Regions from separate parts of the Homo sapiens genome. Here region 1 is linked to region 2. Evidence: read pairs that join two places in POLR2A ChIA-PET (ENCODE). Cell type or tissue: OCI-LY7. All regions are shown on one strand. Each heading gives the region's core, and the rest is flanking DNA. Links, peaks and the distances in the headings are about the cores only.

Region 1 (8,333 bases), core at 67-8,066, 270 kb before region 2:
AAGGATGGTAGCATTAGTTGCCCTTGTTCATACTTCAGGTAAGTGTGTGTTTCTGGGCTGTTTTAGAACGGGATCTCTCTTCACTTGGGGCTGTTCCACATGGGGGCCTCTATGCACTACCATGTCCACTCCACAGTTACAGTGGAGGGTGGGAAGGGCAGATGGACAAGCTTACTGGAGGGCACAGGTAGCAGAAAGTGAGCCTGCACACTGAGTGTCCCAGGTATGACACTCTTGCCAAGTGTACACACTAGCATCGGCAAAGGGAAGCGGCTGGAGGAGGCCTGACACCTAGGAGAACTCCTGGCATGCCTCCTGCCTGCTGACAAACCCAGGCCTGGTGGCTCTCACAATGGACCTGGGTTCTGCCTTTGGATCGGCCACTGTTCACTTTTACCCAGGCCACCCCACCAAACTTCAGGATGTCCATTCTCAGCCTATAAAGTGGTTGCAAGGATTTAAGACTCAAACTATATTATTAAAACATAGACTATCAATAGAAATTAAACCAAACAGGCCTCAGCTCACACTTTCAGGAGTCACCACAGGTCCCCACACCCTCACCCCAACCCCCAGTCAATGACTACAATTCATCTGTATGTAACCATTTATGGTAATGAATCACGTATCAGTCAAAGTTTTTCCACAATAGTCCTTAGTATTAGTACTTTCTAAAACTATCAGATTCCTTTCTACCATTTATATATTGACATACTACTTAACCTGTAAGACAAAAAGGTGAATTTCCATAAGCAAAAACAACACATTTGCTGAAAAATGGGCTCTTTCCCAGTGATTGTTATCTGGGGAATGGAGACTGTATTGTTAAAATACTGAAATACCCTTCTTATGCACAAAACATTTCATATTTGGGAATTTATGTGCCCAAGATGGGAATCAGAAGCAGTTACAGAATCGGGCTCCTCACCTCCTCCAGAGTATCTGATTTCTCTACCCAGGCACTGATCTGAAGGGCTGCCTTATGGGAAAAAGGTTTCTAAGCTCACTTAATTTCTTGTTCTTTCTTCTATAAAACTAATAAGCCCAGAAGAAATGTTAGCTATCTGAAATGAAGAGGCCACATTACTGGGTACCAGCTTATTGCTACCAACTCATCTCATAGTTAATGTCTTTGATCTGCTAATCTCTTCTTCCAAAGGTATTTAAAATAACACGAGCTAATTATTTCGATTTCAAAAAATAGAAAATTAATCAACTCTATAGAGGAAATAACCAAATGATTAAATTCTATTTATATTACTCTAAATTTCTTGCCACTTTATTTATATGCTAATACACATATGCACATTCTCATTTGCAGTCAGTGATAGATGGTATTTTGAGTTCAATTTTTTCTTTTATCTTGATACATTGAAATGTGCATAAAATACAATCTTCATACTTGTCATTTTGAATCACAGCTTTGTTATACATTGCCAGATTGTTTGCTAGAATTGAGTCAATTTTCAGTGCTGCCAAAAGAATGAATATATTGGATTCCCAATAATGTTGTAAACATTTAGCTGTTGTTATTTATTTTTGCTACTTTAACGGGCATTTCACCACTCTTCTAAAGCATATTAATTACTTATATTAAGTATACATATATTTGTCTGCTAGCAAAATTAATTTTAGGAAAAAGGCAGTTTGGCCACTGAGGAGTGGAACTATGGAGAACAAAAAGCAGAAGGAATTCATCCACATCTTTGAAATACAATCGTATTTGAACTAAAATTACAGCTTCTTTTAGGTTTCACTGCTTTATCAGTGACACACAGCACACCTATTTTAAAACTGCATGTCCATCACACTTCCGGGAGTTTGGACTTTGTATTCACTGTTTATTGAGTGAATTACTGACTGTGTTATTCAGCTGGCAGGTGGTATGCGGAGTTCTCTCTCCCTTGACACTTATGCCTTCTCCTACCTCACATGTCACCAGTGTAGAGTATAAACTGTTTAACCTTGATTTTTACCAATTTGATAATCACTGAAGGCACTGAATAACTTCTAATAATGATACAGCAGCTCAGATTTGTAGAGTAATTTACAGTATGTGAGAACATGCCTGTTAGAAAAACTAAAAACTGCCCCATGTTGCATTGGTCAGGCAATGAAGGTAGTTTTCACCCAAACGTGGTTTATAATGTAAAATTCTAGTAGTAATAGGGAAAGGCAAGACAAAGTGCATTAAGCAGAACCTCATTTGTTCATTTAGTCATTCACTTTTTTTAGTAGCTTCTATTTGCACAGCAATATGACATGTGCAGTGGGGACCAGACAGATGGGCTCTACTGCCAAGTAGTTTACTGTGTGTGAAATGCCTGGGAGACGCTGACACAAGTAACTGTGTGCCACATGGAGTGCCACAAGAGCAATGGGTGCCATAAGAGCAATGACAACAAAGGGCTAAGGGATGCACAAAAAAGGACAGGTTATTTCTCCCTGTAAAGTTGGAAGAGAAAACTTCCAGCTTGACCTTAAAGGGCGGGAGGACTTGAAAAGACACATGAGAACAGCATGAGCAAAGAACACAGCCAAAAGAAGGGCAAGAGTGCATGTAGCCTCCACAGTTAGACAGATGTGAAGGAGCACTAATGGGCTGGTGGGTTAAAAATGCTGCTAAGGAAGGTTAAGGCCAGATCATGGAAGGCCATGGATGTCCCAAGGGCTCCACAATGAGTCAGCCAACCAAGGGGAATCCATGTGGTGGCAATGGTAACTATGCTTTTGGGAGACTCCAGAAGAGGGTGGGATGGACTGAGGAAGAGGGGATAGAATTAGAGACCAGCATGACTACCATAGCATAGATGAAAGAGTGAGGGCTTGAACGGGGAGAGGAAGGGACAGGGGAGAACAATCAGGCTTGTGGAGTCATGGAATTTAATAATATTACACGTTATACTTATTAAGCATTTGAATAAAATTTAGAAAAAAATTATAAAATCAGCATTCTGTACAAAGTTTAGAATTCTTTTTCTATTGATCTAATTTCTACAGTTGCAATTATTAAAAATTTCTAGGTAGAAATACTTTTTGTGATAGGCCCTCATTCTCAAATGCCAACTTAAAGAACACTCACTCTAAAGGAACTTAACTTTCATCAGTTATTTTTTATGATACTGTGTTCAAATTTTAAATTAAGGAGATGAAAACTTCAGTTCTATTTTTTCGATATAAAAGTTATTTCCAAAATACCAATGTTGTAAACTGGCCCTCTGCAGATAATTTGCAGCCTTCTCTCTAGTACTTTGTATTTTCAATCAGAAGTGATGTGCTCCCACTTATTTGGAGAGATGAAATTGATGTTCTGAGTCACTGCCAGACATTTGCGACTAAGTCAACAGCAACAGCTGCTCTGGATTTCAAATTGCTCAAGCAAATACAGAACACAGTGTGAGCTCTGGGTAGTGACTTAGGAGACAGAAAATGAGGAAGATGGGAAGCGGTGTGTAATCTAAAGGCCACATTTTTTGGTGAGGTATTCCTATGTATGATTCTCAGTATAAGAGCGGGTAGCTGGCATACAAAGAGCTTGTACTTCAATACAAACAGAACGACTAAGTGGGAGCATGTTTAAATACACACACACGCGTGCGCGCATGCGCGGGGCATACTCTCTCTGTGTCTCTCTCTCTCTCAACGTAGAACCATGTGTCAATCACTCTGGACCTTACCTGAAAAATCAAGTGCACACACTCCTCTCTGATGTTGTCCTTTCAACAGCGACAAACATTTTAGAGTTTGTGTGTCCCACACATGAATAGCAGCATCTCTTCCAACCTTAAATAACAGAATGACTGTTATTAACTACTAACACGTTATACTAACAATGATTTTGTTCCTTAGAGTCCAACACTGCTCAGAAACCAAGATAAACCCATTTGGAGAATAGAAGGACCCTAGGAAATCATCTGCTACAATTCAGTTATTTTTGAGATGAGGAAACTGAGGCACTGTATCTCTAAGAGGCTTGTCCTGGCAATCAGGTAGAGTTCCAACAGAGCCTAACCTGATGCCTGGGCCTTTAAGGCTAATTCAAATGTCCACTGTGCCTTGTTTTTGTCAGTTACTTCTACCATTCCCTCTCCTGCCTTCCCAGCTCGACACAAGATTCTGCTTCTCAGTCAGGGAAGTCACTTGTACATTGTCATGACGCTATCCAGAGTTATTTTACCCATTCTCAGTTACGCTACCCACCAGAAGAAGGCCTGGCCCCGCTTCTCCCCCTGGGAAATAACATTTTCATGGCATAACTATCTTTCAGTAAGGTGGATTATCTTTGCAGGGATACAAGCTTCTATCACACTAATCCCCAACAACAAAGAAAATTATAATAGTAGAGTGGTTTTTCTCACTTGTAATATGTAGTGGGGGGTGGGGAAACCTGTTGGGTGTGATGACTTTAAAAGGAAAAATGGGAGATAAAGCCATAGGCATAAATGAGCAGAATCCAGGCCACTCCTACAGAGGTCTGTGGAGGCCCAGTCTCCTGCAGGTGGCTGCTGGAATACTGTTTGCCACTGGTTTACCTTCCATCAAATACAGTATTGAGTGCAGTAACTCCTTGGGGATTTATGTAAAAAAAAAACACCTCTGGCTTTTACTTAAAAAAAGAGGCTATTAAATACACGTGAATCAAGCACCATCTGTTTATAAGACAGACAAAAAATAAGGGCAAGTGAAAAAGCAAAGCAATGATCAATTACTTGTAAAACCTTATAACATCAGCTAACACAGTAGGTCTCTAATTTTCAGTTGGAGGGACAGCAAATTCATGTATAAACCAACGGTCAGCCCTTACCCTTTGGAGGACTGTAACCCTTTTAAAAAACAATTTAAAAGCTGTGGATCCTTTTTCCCCCAAATATACCTTTTCAGTTGGAGGGCCAGCAAATTCATGTATAAACCAATGGTCAGCCCTTACCCTTTGGAGGACTGCAACCCTTTTAAAAAAAAATTTAAAAGCTATGGATCCTTTTTCCCCCAAATACAACTTTTTAAGGGGTTGACTCCCCTCATGTTCTCATTTTCATTCATAGATTTCATGAACCCCAGGTTATGAACTCTGTCCAAAGGCTTTACCACCTGCAGGTCGAGTCTCAGGAAAAGGGCTTGTCTCATGTTAACCTTTGACATTATACCAAGAATGTTTTCTTAGAATTTGCCACTTAGTTAATACCAGTTGAAGTATTATCTGCAATTAAACACTCATTATAAAAACTGAACAAAAGTATAATCTATACATTTGAGGAAAAGATAAAACTAAAAATACTTTTGACAATATTACTCTTTTGCCAGCAAGGTAATACATCTGTGTTTAATAAAGTCTTTAATAAGTTAATGATTATTTTTCTCTTTACACTCCCAAATGATTGTAGAGGGTCCCTGTTTTAGCAGCTTTTTCAATTACAGACTCAATCTAAGGTTAAGGCATTTCAAAAAAAAGTTCAGATAAAATTCAAGGTGTTTTTATAAGGCTAAAATACAAATTAGTCAAAAGTCTTATGGTTTTCAGTCTTACAAATATAATTATACTCTAGATGTTATAGTATTTTTAAATGGTTCATTCAATAAATATTTATTGAGTACCTAGGATATACTAAATCCTGGGCATACAGCGAGGAAGTATATAAAGCTGCTCCTTGACAAAACTTTCACCATTTTAGTTTTAGCTGGTCCCATTCATAGATCTCATCATTCCAGGAAAAGAACTCCTCAGAGGTCTCCCAATAATGCTAAAATGCTTTGCTTGATTCTCCCATGATCTTGGAAGGATCCAATGATCATTCAATCTTCACCTTCCCATCTCATGTTTATTTCTACCAAGCATTTCTTGAATTTCTAATATGTAAACTGAATTCAAAAATTAAATTCTCTTTTTGGCTAGGCCCTAGTTTACAGGAGATAGATACCTGCCCAGTAGCCACATAGTCCTTCACTGGATGGATGGTCAGGCTGAGAATGTCGTCATCGTGCCCCAGGTACAGCCTCTGGGAGTGCTGCTGCCGATTATACACGACAGCAACTGCAGCAATGTGGTAGACTACTTCTCCAGCTTGTGTGTAGAACAGATTGTTTCTACAGTCGTAGCCTCTATAACTGAAGCACAGGTCCAAGAAATGCATAGTGGTTGAACAAACAGCAAATGCATGGAGCAGGAGGTGTCAGAGGCAAGGCTAACATATTGACGTGAACATGTACAAGTGGAACCCCAGGTGTCACATAGGACAGCAATGTTTAAATGAGGATATGTGGCCGTCTGAGGGCATGAGATGACTCTCAAAAAGGCACATGGGCACTGAACATTGTAACAGAATCTGTTAGCAGATCCTCAGCTGTTGTGTGCGCTTTTTCTTAAAAACGATCATCTGAGAACACATCTGTGATGAGGCACAGGTATTCCTTTCCCATCTCCCCTCTCATAAATGCCTTCCGCCCACTGCAGAAAGCCATTCCTCTCCTCCATCTGGAATCCTATTACACTGTATTACTCCGGGACACAGACCCTTCCAGGGGCACCAAAACAAAGGAACAATTCAAAATACAAGTATGCATGTTGAAAGAAAACAACTCTAATGACTGGCTAAGGAATCCTGCAAATCAAGTGATTTCCAATTCTTTGCTTTCAACAAAATTGTACAGAGACTTAATGGAATTACCAGCTGAAAGATTATTTTTTGTGATATATCAAAATCAAATATGACTTTTTTGGCCTATCACAGGAGTCTGAAGAATTGAATAACATTGCTATAAAATGGCCTCCATTCTTACCTAATTATTTAAGAGAATAAACTTTCTCACTGCTTACATCTATACAAAAATGAGAACTGAGAATAGACTCAATATTAAACTTTGTTACATTCTAACAGTAAGTAATATAAATGCACAGATCTTGCAACTGAAAACCAATCCATCATATTAAAATAATTTCCAACAAAATTTTTCTGTGCTTAATAATTATATGTCACAATTAGTAATATATTCATGTTGATTTAGTCGACTTTACTAATAACTATAATTCAAATAAACTGTTAATGGAGCAACACTAACAGAAAAATAACATGATCCTCCTAATTAAAAATTTGTTGCCATATTAGAAAAAAAAATTTATTTCAGTAACATTTTAAACCCAAAACACATCTAAGATATTACTATATCAACATGTAATCAATATAAAAACTTATGAGATATCTTACATTCCTCTTTTCATAGTAAGTCTTCAAAATTGGTGTGCATTTTACACATGCAGAACATCTTTTTTCAGAATAGCCGTATTTTAAGTGCTCAGTGACTGTGTGTGGCTAGTGGATATTGTATTGGGCTGAGTTAGAGTCTTAGGACCACAGAAAAATTTTTTTTCTTGCAGAGGGTATGACATGGTGACAAAGGACTCTCAAGCATAAAAAGATTATGTTAGGGTAAAATTTTATGGGAAAATTAGAATGGAAATGTGAACTTAGGTAGAAATATGAATGATGTAAAATAGCTTCCTGTTTTAGAAGGACTTCTTCAGGTATTTTTTTTCCCCTTTTGGGACAGGGCCTCACTGTTAACCAGGCTGGAGTGCACTGGCAAGATCACAGCTCACTGCAGCCTAGACCTCCCCAACTCAGGTGATTCCCCAACCTCAACTTCCCTCCTGGGTAGCTGGGACTAGAGGTACACGCCACCACATCTGGCTAGTTTTTTGTAGAGATGAGATTTCACCATGTCTCGAACTCCTGGGCTCAAGCAATCCACCTGCCTCAGCCTCCCAAAGGGCTGGGATTACAGGTGTGAGCCACTGTGTCTGGTCTCACATATTTTTTAAGTTGATCATAGTGAGAATCAAACATTTATGGCATTTAGGTTCCTTTGCATCCATTTAAAGGACTGATGTATTCATAATACAGATAGTATCTTCTCAGCCATTTAAACCGACATTAAAAAGTTTTAGTTGTCTACTTAAAATATGCAAGGGTGCATATAATTTTACAAAATTCAAAATTATGTTGGGCACATGTGCAGAAAATATTTGAAGAAAATACTGTCCTATGGTGGAGCCAGCAAAACACAGCAGGGGATTAGGGGAAAGGAGAAAGAGGAAGTGAAGATGGTGATGAGAAAGAAGTGCAGCAGCAATGAGCAGCAGCACCCTTTAAGTCATGGAATTATATGAAGTCTGAGAAATCTAGAGACAATCACACTGTGATGGCCACAGAACATCAACGAGGGAAGTGGATAGAGAGTCACACTTAAAATAGCAACCACAGGTACAAGTGCACATTGCAGAGAAGAGCTAGCCAGGAGGAGGACGACACTGAGGGGAGGGGATCCCTTAAGCCTGGTGC
Region 2 (8,333 bases), core at 38-8,037:
GGGGAGGGCAGAGTTGTTTGGAAAACCTCACTCTATCTCGGTCAGAGGCGAGGGCTTAGTCTGGCCAGGAGCAAGGCAAAAAACTGGCCACCATAGTGAGAATCAATCTTCACTGCAGACGCCCATGAAGGGAGATGGCAGGCAATGGGGAGCATCTAAAGTGGATTATGAGCTGTGGGCAGAACATTACCATTGAAGTGCAGGCCTATCGTATGCCAGGGGCTCCTCTCTCTCCACATGTCAACGCTGCTGCAGGGCAAACCATCACCCCTCAAGCCTCATTCTACTCTGGTCCTGAGATCTAGGTCTAATTACTAAGTGGCCAGCACAGGTTCTGTGCTCACACTTTTATCTGCCAATCCAATGTTAAAGTAAAGGGTGGGTCTGTATTTCTAAGGCATTTTTCAAGTGAGACCTTTATGGAGAGTTATAGACTATAGTGAACTCAGAATAAGAAATGAGAAAAGAATAGTTTTATTTCTAATCAATCTAATCCTGACTAGCAGAAGCTTCCTGGCCCAGCTCTCAGCCTTCTCACTGCTCTATGAGCTGATACACCTGAGACCGAGAGGGAGCAGACACTTCTGGACACAGATCATAACCAGGCCAGGACCAGAGATCTCTGCCTTGTGATGTTGCTGAGTAGTTCAAAATCAAGTTCCCAAATGCCTACATGATACTTGCTCATATTTAACTCAAATATTATTGAGCCAAAATCCAGGGTGGGGTGAGGGTGGAATTGTCTGGGTCATTAATGTTTCTTTGAACTTTACTCAGAAAACACACATGCACACATTCACAGATTTCCTCCTCTGTAAAGGAAGTGGCTCTAAGAATCTATTAATTAAGTAAATTGAATCACCTAGTCCCTCAAACATTTATCTGCTAGCTATTGCCAAGCTGGTGGTTAAGTGCTGGGGCTAAAATGCTGGCTGACAAAGACTGGGCTCCAGATAGAGTGCAAACATTTATGTTACCCAGGGTTTTGGACCACTGGTGCAGAAAGCCCAGCTAATGTTATCTGATGACACACTTAGCTGGGACATTCATTTACCCAGGCCTGGAAGCTCTAACCACCTCATTAGTTCTGGAATCTGAATATGCAAGGAACCTTTGGGGCAAGCTCTCATGGAGGTCTTCTGCAGGGAGGATCTTTAACTTGAGGTCCTGGCAACCTCCACGGCCAAAGGCAGTGTGTGGTGTGTTTCCTTTCCAGGAAGTTCCATGAACCAAACAGACTACGAGGCCAAAGAGACTTAAAATCTCCAGCCCAGATGAACAAGAGCTTTAAGAGCACTCTATCTATGGTATCTTTATTTTTGGAATAAGAAAATTAGACTGGCCAACCTATATAATCCAAGATGGCTGTGAAGAATGGGTAATACAAATGAAGGCACTAGGGGCTTTACAAAGTTCTGTAAAACTACTGATATCGACTGCCTAAGAGGTTGGAGATGGTAGCCACTGTACCATCTTCTTCATCCTTACTCTCCTAGGTCTCTGGGTTGCCACAAAAAAACTTACTGCTAACAAATAAGGAGAGGAGTGGGAGATACTCACACACATCTAAGAATTATGCTTTACTGGTTTTTCTCCCTACTTATATTTTTCTTGCCCTGTTCAGAAAAAACGGCAATGGGCCTGATCCCATTTATGATGTGGACATTATCAAGGACACAATCTTCTTGGTATAAAATAATTATGGGTCTTTAAAGGTGAACAGTTTACTCCCTACAGCCTAGAAGATTGGACCCTATTGGAACAAAAATAAATTAAAAAAAAAAAACCACAAAAATAAATGTTCAGACTAACTCCTATCCATGTGACCTTTAATGATTTTTTTTAGCTACTTTCAAAACACCATTCCCCCACTCCACAAAAAAAAAAAAAAAATCAATAAATAAACATACTAGGTTAAACACTAAGAAACAAAAAAAGGTTGAGAGGTAGACAAAGGAAGTCTGGTTATAAAAATTATACTTAAAGCTGCATATCACAATAATTCTAGTCTAGGCTCTCAAACAAGACTCACTTTGGAAAATCAAATCAAAATGCAATAAATGGCCTGTTCAAACTCCCCATGTGGGTCCACTCCCTCACCCCCAGACCACAAATCAACTGCCTTCTTATAGCCATCATGGTTTTGAGCAGGGGTCTCCGTTATTTGTCTAGTTTGTCTAGTGTGACCGACAAACCCTCACAGAAAATGAGGCCACAAGACCTACATGCTCAGGAACAAAGGGCATGGATGAAACTCACTACAGAGAAGACAGGGCTTCACTATCTTCTGGAGAGCCCTGTTCTTGAACTGAAGGGCAGGGAAGAGAATACTTTTCTGGCTCCATTTCAACCCAGACTCAAAGAGGCAGTCTGTCTCTGAGCTGATAACAAATAGGACAAGGGACAACCTTAGACCCTTGCCTGCGGTCAGAGGTGTGGGGCAGGTCTGCACACAGGCCTACTGCGGCTGGCAAGCTACAGGGTGGAGATCAAGTTAAAAATAAGGCTTTCTGGCAGCCCTGCCAACTGCCAGCATCATATTTTCCTGGTGATGTCAGTACAGATGTGGTCTCCATTCTGGGCGTTGGCTTCTGGCTCGGCACCACTTCCACCTATGGCACTACATGTGCTCTGGGAGGATACAGCAACCATTTTCAAACCAAGGTGAGACAAAACCTGTTGGATCAGTCACAGTGACTGCTTTAAGCTTCTTTGGTATAAGGTGCATAAACAAGAGTCACATCAGAGAGGGCCGCAGCAGCTCTGGGAAACAGATTGGGGATACAATTTTCATTGCAGGCTGACAACTTTCCTGCCTGAAAAGGCAGGGTGAATTCATCAGAAGCTCCTTTCCCAAGGAGATGACAAAACACCAGCTTCTCCCTCCACTCCCAAAATAAAAAGCGTGCAGGGAAGAAAACATCAGTGGCCACTGAATTCAATGCTTGCCACCTTAAGATGGCAGCTCAGATTTTCTAGACAACCAGAAAGACACAAATTTAGAAAACATTCCATCATCGCATGTGGGACACAGGTTCATCTAGAAGCCAGCGCCCAAGCCTGGCCCTTCAAATTCCAGCACCATGCCCTGTTCTTGGCAGGAACCCCAGCCAAGTTCTTTCTGACCAAAGGTGGCAACCTTGCAAATTACCAGAACAAAGTGGCTTTATTACAGCTCAAGAACATCATCCACGCTCAGAATGTGACACTAAGGCTCTCCCTGAAGCGCTCAACTCACTTCTCAAGATTCTCCTCAAAACTATCAACCATTAAGTGCAGAATTCAACAGGAGACAAGTCACACTTGATTTTTCAAAAATATTTTCCACCTACAACACACGGCACTTCCTAAGGTCTCCACTCACCAGCCTCTCTCCAGAGAGGACCTCCAGCAGCTTGATGAGCATCCGTCCATCTCGAAGGTCAGTGTACAGGTCTGTGATCCGGCAGGACACACGGGCAAGGTGGGAATTGACCCACTTGGTGAAGGTCTTCTTCTGCACGGCTTCACGCTCATCTGCAAGCAGAGAAGAACTTGTTTTACCATTGACCACAGAACTGGCAGGAGCAGGCACATGCTAGCAGGGCCACAAGACCCCAGCCAGAGGAAGGTCAGCAAAACTGACCTCCAAGGACACCTCTACTTAGCGCCCCTTAACTGCGGTCATGTCTTTGAGAAAGAACACTGATTACTGATGGTTCAACTTACAATTTTTTGACTTTACGATGGGTTTACTGGGATATAATCTCATAAGTCAAGGAGCATCTGTGTAGGAACTGTCCAGTCCTTAAACATGTGAGCTCCCAGGCACACTGCCAGCAGAACATCCTTTGCTCCCCTTTCTTTTCTCCCATCCCTGCTGAAGAGGCAGCAGGATGCAGATGACAACAGGGTCCTTTGCAGTCCTGCCCTATACCATAATACTTGACTGGTAAAGCTTCCTACATACATGTTACAGCTATTATTCCTCCAAAAGGTGAGTATATTAAAGGGTGTAGGGTAGGAAATCTCATGAGACAGCAGAAAACTGCTTCCCTCATCTACAAAGGATTGGGCAACACTGGACAAGATAAATTAACTCATGACCTTGGCAATGACCGTCTTCACCTGCTCAGTCACACACACCATGAACAACAAAAGAAAATGGCAAGCAACATGGTAGAGTGCAAAGACATCGCAGGCATCGGGAAGTCTTTGCAGGCATCGGGAAAGCAGGGTCTGGGCCCAAGGTTTCAACAAAAATGTGACTCAACACAGGATTCAATGTTCTCTTCTATAAAAGGAGAAGAAAAATATAATCTCCATACTGTGATCCTTCGCTGAAAAGGCAACTGCTGATTTATGGTCTAAAGCGTGATTGTTGTACATTCAAGTCATCCAGGAAACAGTGTTAAAGGTTTTTCAAAGCTCAGTAATCAAATTCTGTCCAATTTAAGGTATAAAACTCTAGACATATTTGCCCAGAACTGGCCTTCACATACCATACAAATAGGCTTTCAAACTTCTTGCCTCTGCAGAATGTTCTAAACATAGGTTGCTGAAGACCTTCAACAGACATCCACAGAACGTACCCTGGACCCAACCACTCTTACTCCCTGACTCTGTTCTCTATGTTACATACACTATATCTAGTTCCACCAGCATGAATTTATGCCAAAAATCTAAGACCTACTCCTAGTGCAAACCCAAATGACAAAAATAATTACACACGAATCTACAAAAAAAAAAAAAAAAAAAAAAAGCAGATAGCTCAACAATTTGGCATGTATTTCAAAACCACTGGGTGGGGGTAACAACTAAAAAGCCACCCTTGCTAATAAGGCATGTGCCCAGTCGCCTGAGAGTACTGGGTTCTCAGGTTGGCCAGAAGGACAGCAAACAGCCCAACACCCTGGGAAGGTCTGTCTGAAGGCTTTGCTAAACTCACTCCACCACCCACCACAGGGAGGGAATGAGGCAGAGATGACATTGGTTGAGGTTTTACAGCTGCCGACCTGGCAGGAGAATCAGCTGGGGCACCTGCCAAGATCCCCGGCCACCTGCTACAGTCAGCGGCTCCTTGAGGTCCTGCCTTTCCCAAAAAGGACCTACCCATCCAGACAGAAGGAGGGCCCTTCCCCAGGGACAAAGGCCAACCAGAAACACAGGATCAAAAAGGACAGGATTAGAGGAAGCAGAAAAAGACAGTAAGGGGCAGGCTGCAGTGGAGAAGCAGCTGCACCAATAACATCATGACAGGTCCCACAGAAAAGACCACATGCATTATTGATCACGTAATCATTGTGATGGATGGCAACTTTACTACAGTGACTCAGGAGCTGTAATTCTGGGGCTAAGCTTGGCCATTCTGAAAGAGCAGGTCTAGAGCAGAATATGTAAGGTGCATTTCACAGATGGCCTCTTATCAAGGAGGCAAGTAACTCATAGTTTATATGTATTTAGGGTTAACAATTTTTTTTGTGAATTATAAAATCCTTTATGCGTTATACTGGAGTCAGAAAATGTCTTTAATGAAGCAAGGGAGCAAGATCAAAATGAAAACCTGCTTGGATTAAAATATTTCTAAATAAACAAGCACAAAATGTGTTCCTCAGCCAATTGTCACTCTTTTGGGTGAATCTCTCACTAAAGGAGCACCCAGACTTCTTTCAGGTTTTGAATTAACAGGTTCTTTCACAAGGAAACTCTGAGGATTTGCCAGAAACAACAGTCAATATACTTCCTTAGTGCCCTGTCCTAAAGAGTTACAGCCCAATCCCAACCCTCCTCCCTACAGAGAGGCAAATGGAGAGGTCATGGGTGGGTGCAGAGAACAGAGCTGAAACAGACTGAGATCTGTGCCGGGAGGGCTCCCCAGGGCTATCATGGTTCTTAGAAACTCAAAGTAGGTGGGAGGAAAGAAGAGGAGGAAGAGATGTCAAAAATAAAAAAACAAGCTCTTGTGTTCCTGCCCTCTCTTCCTGTTCCCCTCCCTTCGAACTCTCCTCACAGTCAGGAGCAGGCCCCACGAAGTGCAAGAGTGCTGGAAAAATCACGCAGGGTCTAAGTTCCTCAGGTTCACACCCCCACGTTGGAAAAGACACAGAAGATTCCATCCGGGGACCAGACCAGAATCAACACCCTCATAACACACGAGGGGCAGGAAACGGACTCAACAGAGACACACAAAGCCCCAGTCAACTAGCGTGTCCTCTTACAATGGAGCACTTGGAGAACAGCAAATGCTTATGAAGTTGGAAGGAGGGAGACAGAGGGGAAAAGAAATCTATTTGGTGGCTCAGTAGAGGATCAGGCTTCGGGTCCTTGGGGACTCCCTCCTTTGTTCCACCTATCCTGGGAAGGCACAATGACATCACCCCTGCACTCCCCACCCAGCAAGGCTTGGGGATATGGGCCAGACAGTCTGAGGAGGAGCAGGAGGCCCTTGGCACTGACGATGAAAGGCAATCCAGGAGTGCTTCCAAGCTCAAGCTGCTGTGACTGGGGCTAGCTGCGTGAGGAGGTGTTGGGGCAGCAGAGGGCAGTGAGCCGACTTCCAGGCCTATGAGCATGAAGCAACCGTGGTTGCTTCTTACAACCACGGTACAAAAGGTACAAAAAGGTACAAAAAGGTAGCACTTACAAGCTCCATACTGGTTTGGTTATTTAGACCCAAGGTTCTCCAGCAGGGGCAATTTTGATTCCTCGGCACATTTAGCAGTTTGGCAATGTCTACATACAGTGTTGATGGTCACGATTCATGGGTAGATGCTACTGGCATTTAGAGGGTAGAGGCCCAGGATGCTGCTTAACATCCTGCGGTACACAGGATGGCTCCCATAACAAACAATTATCTGGCCCAAAATATCAGCGGTGCTAGGTTGAGAAATCTTGGAAGACACTCCCCAGAGAGCACCCCTCCAAGGTGGGTTGCTATTCTTTCATCATTCTCTTTGATGACCTGCAGGTCAGCTCGAAGGCAGCAGAAATGGCCGGCCTTCAGGCCCACTCACGCCACCAAGGGCACGCCCTTTGCAAGGCAGAGGAGCAGCAGCACCAGCAGCATGGAGCTGGGGCGGGCTGGGTCTGGGCGATGTGAGGTGGGCACTTCTGTGCCTCACACCATTTCCATTCTCCGTTTACCTTTTCTGGGCCTTGTATCGCTGTTATCAAGTCCTCCCCAAGAAGCTGACGCAGCTAAACCTTTCAGTAGGTTCCCAACCAGCCCTGCCCCAAACTTGGTAAGTGGTGCCTCCAAGGAACAAGCACTTCTGTGCCCCTGCCCTCTGGGGGTATCTCTCAGCTATATTTGCCCCCACCCTCCCGCAGTTTACTAAGCTTACGTATTATAAGGACTCATCTAAAGACTGCCCAGCACCAAACAAGAGGAGGTAAAGTGCACATCAAAGTGCCCAGAGTGTTGTAACTGCTCTAAATTAGTTCCGTCTTTTCTCCAGCAAAGAAATAGTCTCACTAATTCAAATCATTTAAGAAATTGGCCAGGTGCAGTGGCTCATGCCTGTAATCCCAGCACTTTGGGAGGCTGAGAGGTGGATCTCCTGAGGTCAGGAGTTTGAGACCAGCCTGACCAACATGGTGAAACTCTGTCTCTACTAAAAATACAAAATTAGCCAGGTGTGGTGGCACATGCCTCTAATCCCAGCTACTTGTGAGGCTGAGGCAGGAGAATCACTTGAACCCAGGAGAAAAAGGTTGCAGTGAGCCGAGATTGTGCCATTGCACTCCAGCCTTGGCAACAAGAGCGAAACTCTGTCTCAAAAAAAAAAAAAAAAAAGAAACTTACCAGAGGGTCATGGAATCGTAAAATCTCAGGACTGAACAAGATTTAGAAGTTATGTAAATCACTTCTCTTTCAAAAAATCCCTTCTTCAACACCTGGGCCAGCTATTTAAAAATCCCAGAATATGAGGAAATTATGTGTGTGTGGCAGAAGGTTGTTTAATAGTTGTATGGAAAGAAAATGACTTTTTTTCTTTTTTATTAAAATATAATTATAGCATTCACTGAGCACTTACTATGTCCCAGGCACAGTCGTCCTTCCGTATCTAATCCCAGTATCTACGGGGAATTTGTTCCAGGACCTCCCTCAGAAACCAAACTCCTTATGCTCAAGTCCCTTATATAGCATGGTATATAGTATTTGCCTATAACCAACATACATCTTCCTGTATACTTTAGATCATCTCTAGATTATTCATAACTAATACAATGTAAATATTGTGTAAACAGCTGCTATATTGCATCTTATTTGTATTCTATTGTATTGTTAATTTTTTTTTCAAATATTTTCGTTCTGTTGTCAGCTGAATCCACAAATGAGGAACCTGCAGATA

What was found. Peaks named below come from ENCODE experiments on the same cell type or tissue, not always from the same donor. Only the 100,000 strongest peaks of a DNase experiment are listed, where the experiment ranks them.
Region 1: POLR2A ChIA-PET joins it to region 2 with 10 read pairs; 3 of 35 experiments call an interaction of 5 or more read pairs at or near these places.

What each region holds. Positions count from the first base shown.
Region 1 is chr2:54,866,950-54,875,282 of GRCh38, reverse strand. EML6 (EMAP like 6) reads right to left here. Exons shown (of 42, transcript NM_001039753.4): 15 at 5,916-6,102; 16 at 3,678-3,783. Among named protein-coding and RNA genes, the nearest start is that of EML6-AS1, 120 kb to the right of the region's middle. In OCI-LY7, for the core only: no CTCF peak of the experiment used is centred there; no DNase peak of the experiment used is centred there; H3K27ac peaks cover 622 bases.
Region 2 is chr2:54,594,275-54,602,607 of GRCh38, reverse strand. SPTBN1 (spectrin beta, non-erythrocytic 1) reads right to left here. Exons shown (of 36, transcript NM_003128.3): 3 at 3,365-3,516. Among named protein-coding and RNA genes, the nearest start is that of SPTBN1-AS1, 40 kb to the right of the region's middle. RefSeq lists enhancers at 5,030-5,079, 6,144-6,513. In OCI-LY7, for the core only: no CTCF peak of the experiment used is centred there; DNase peaks (open chromatin) are centred at 4,964 and 6,167; H3K4me3 peaks cover 747 bases; H3K27ac peaks cover 651 bases.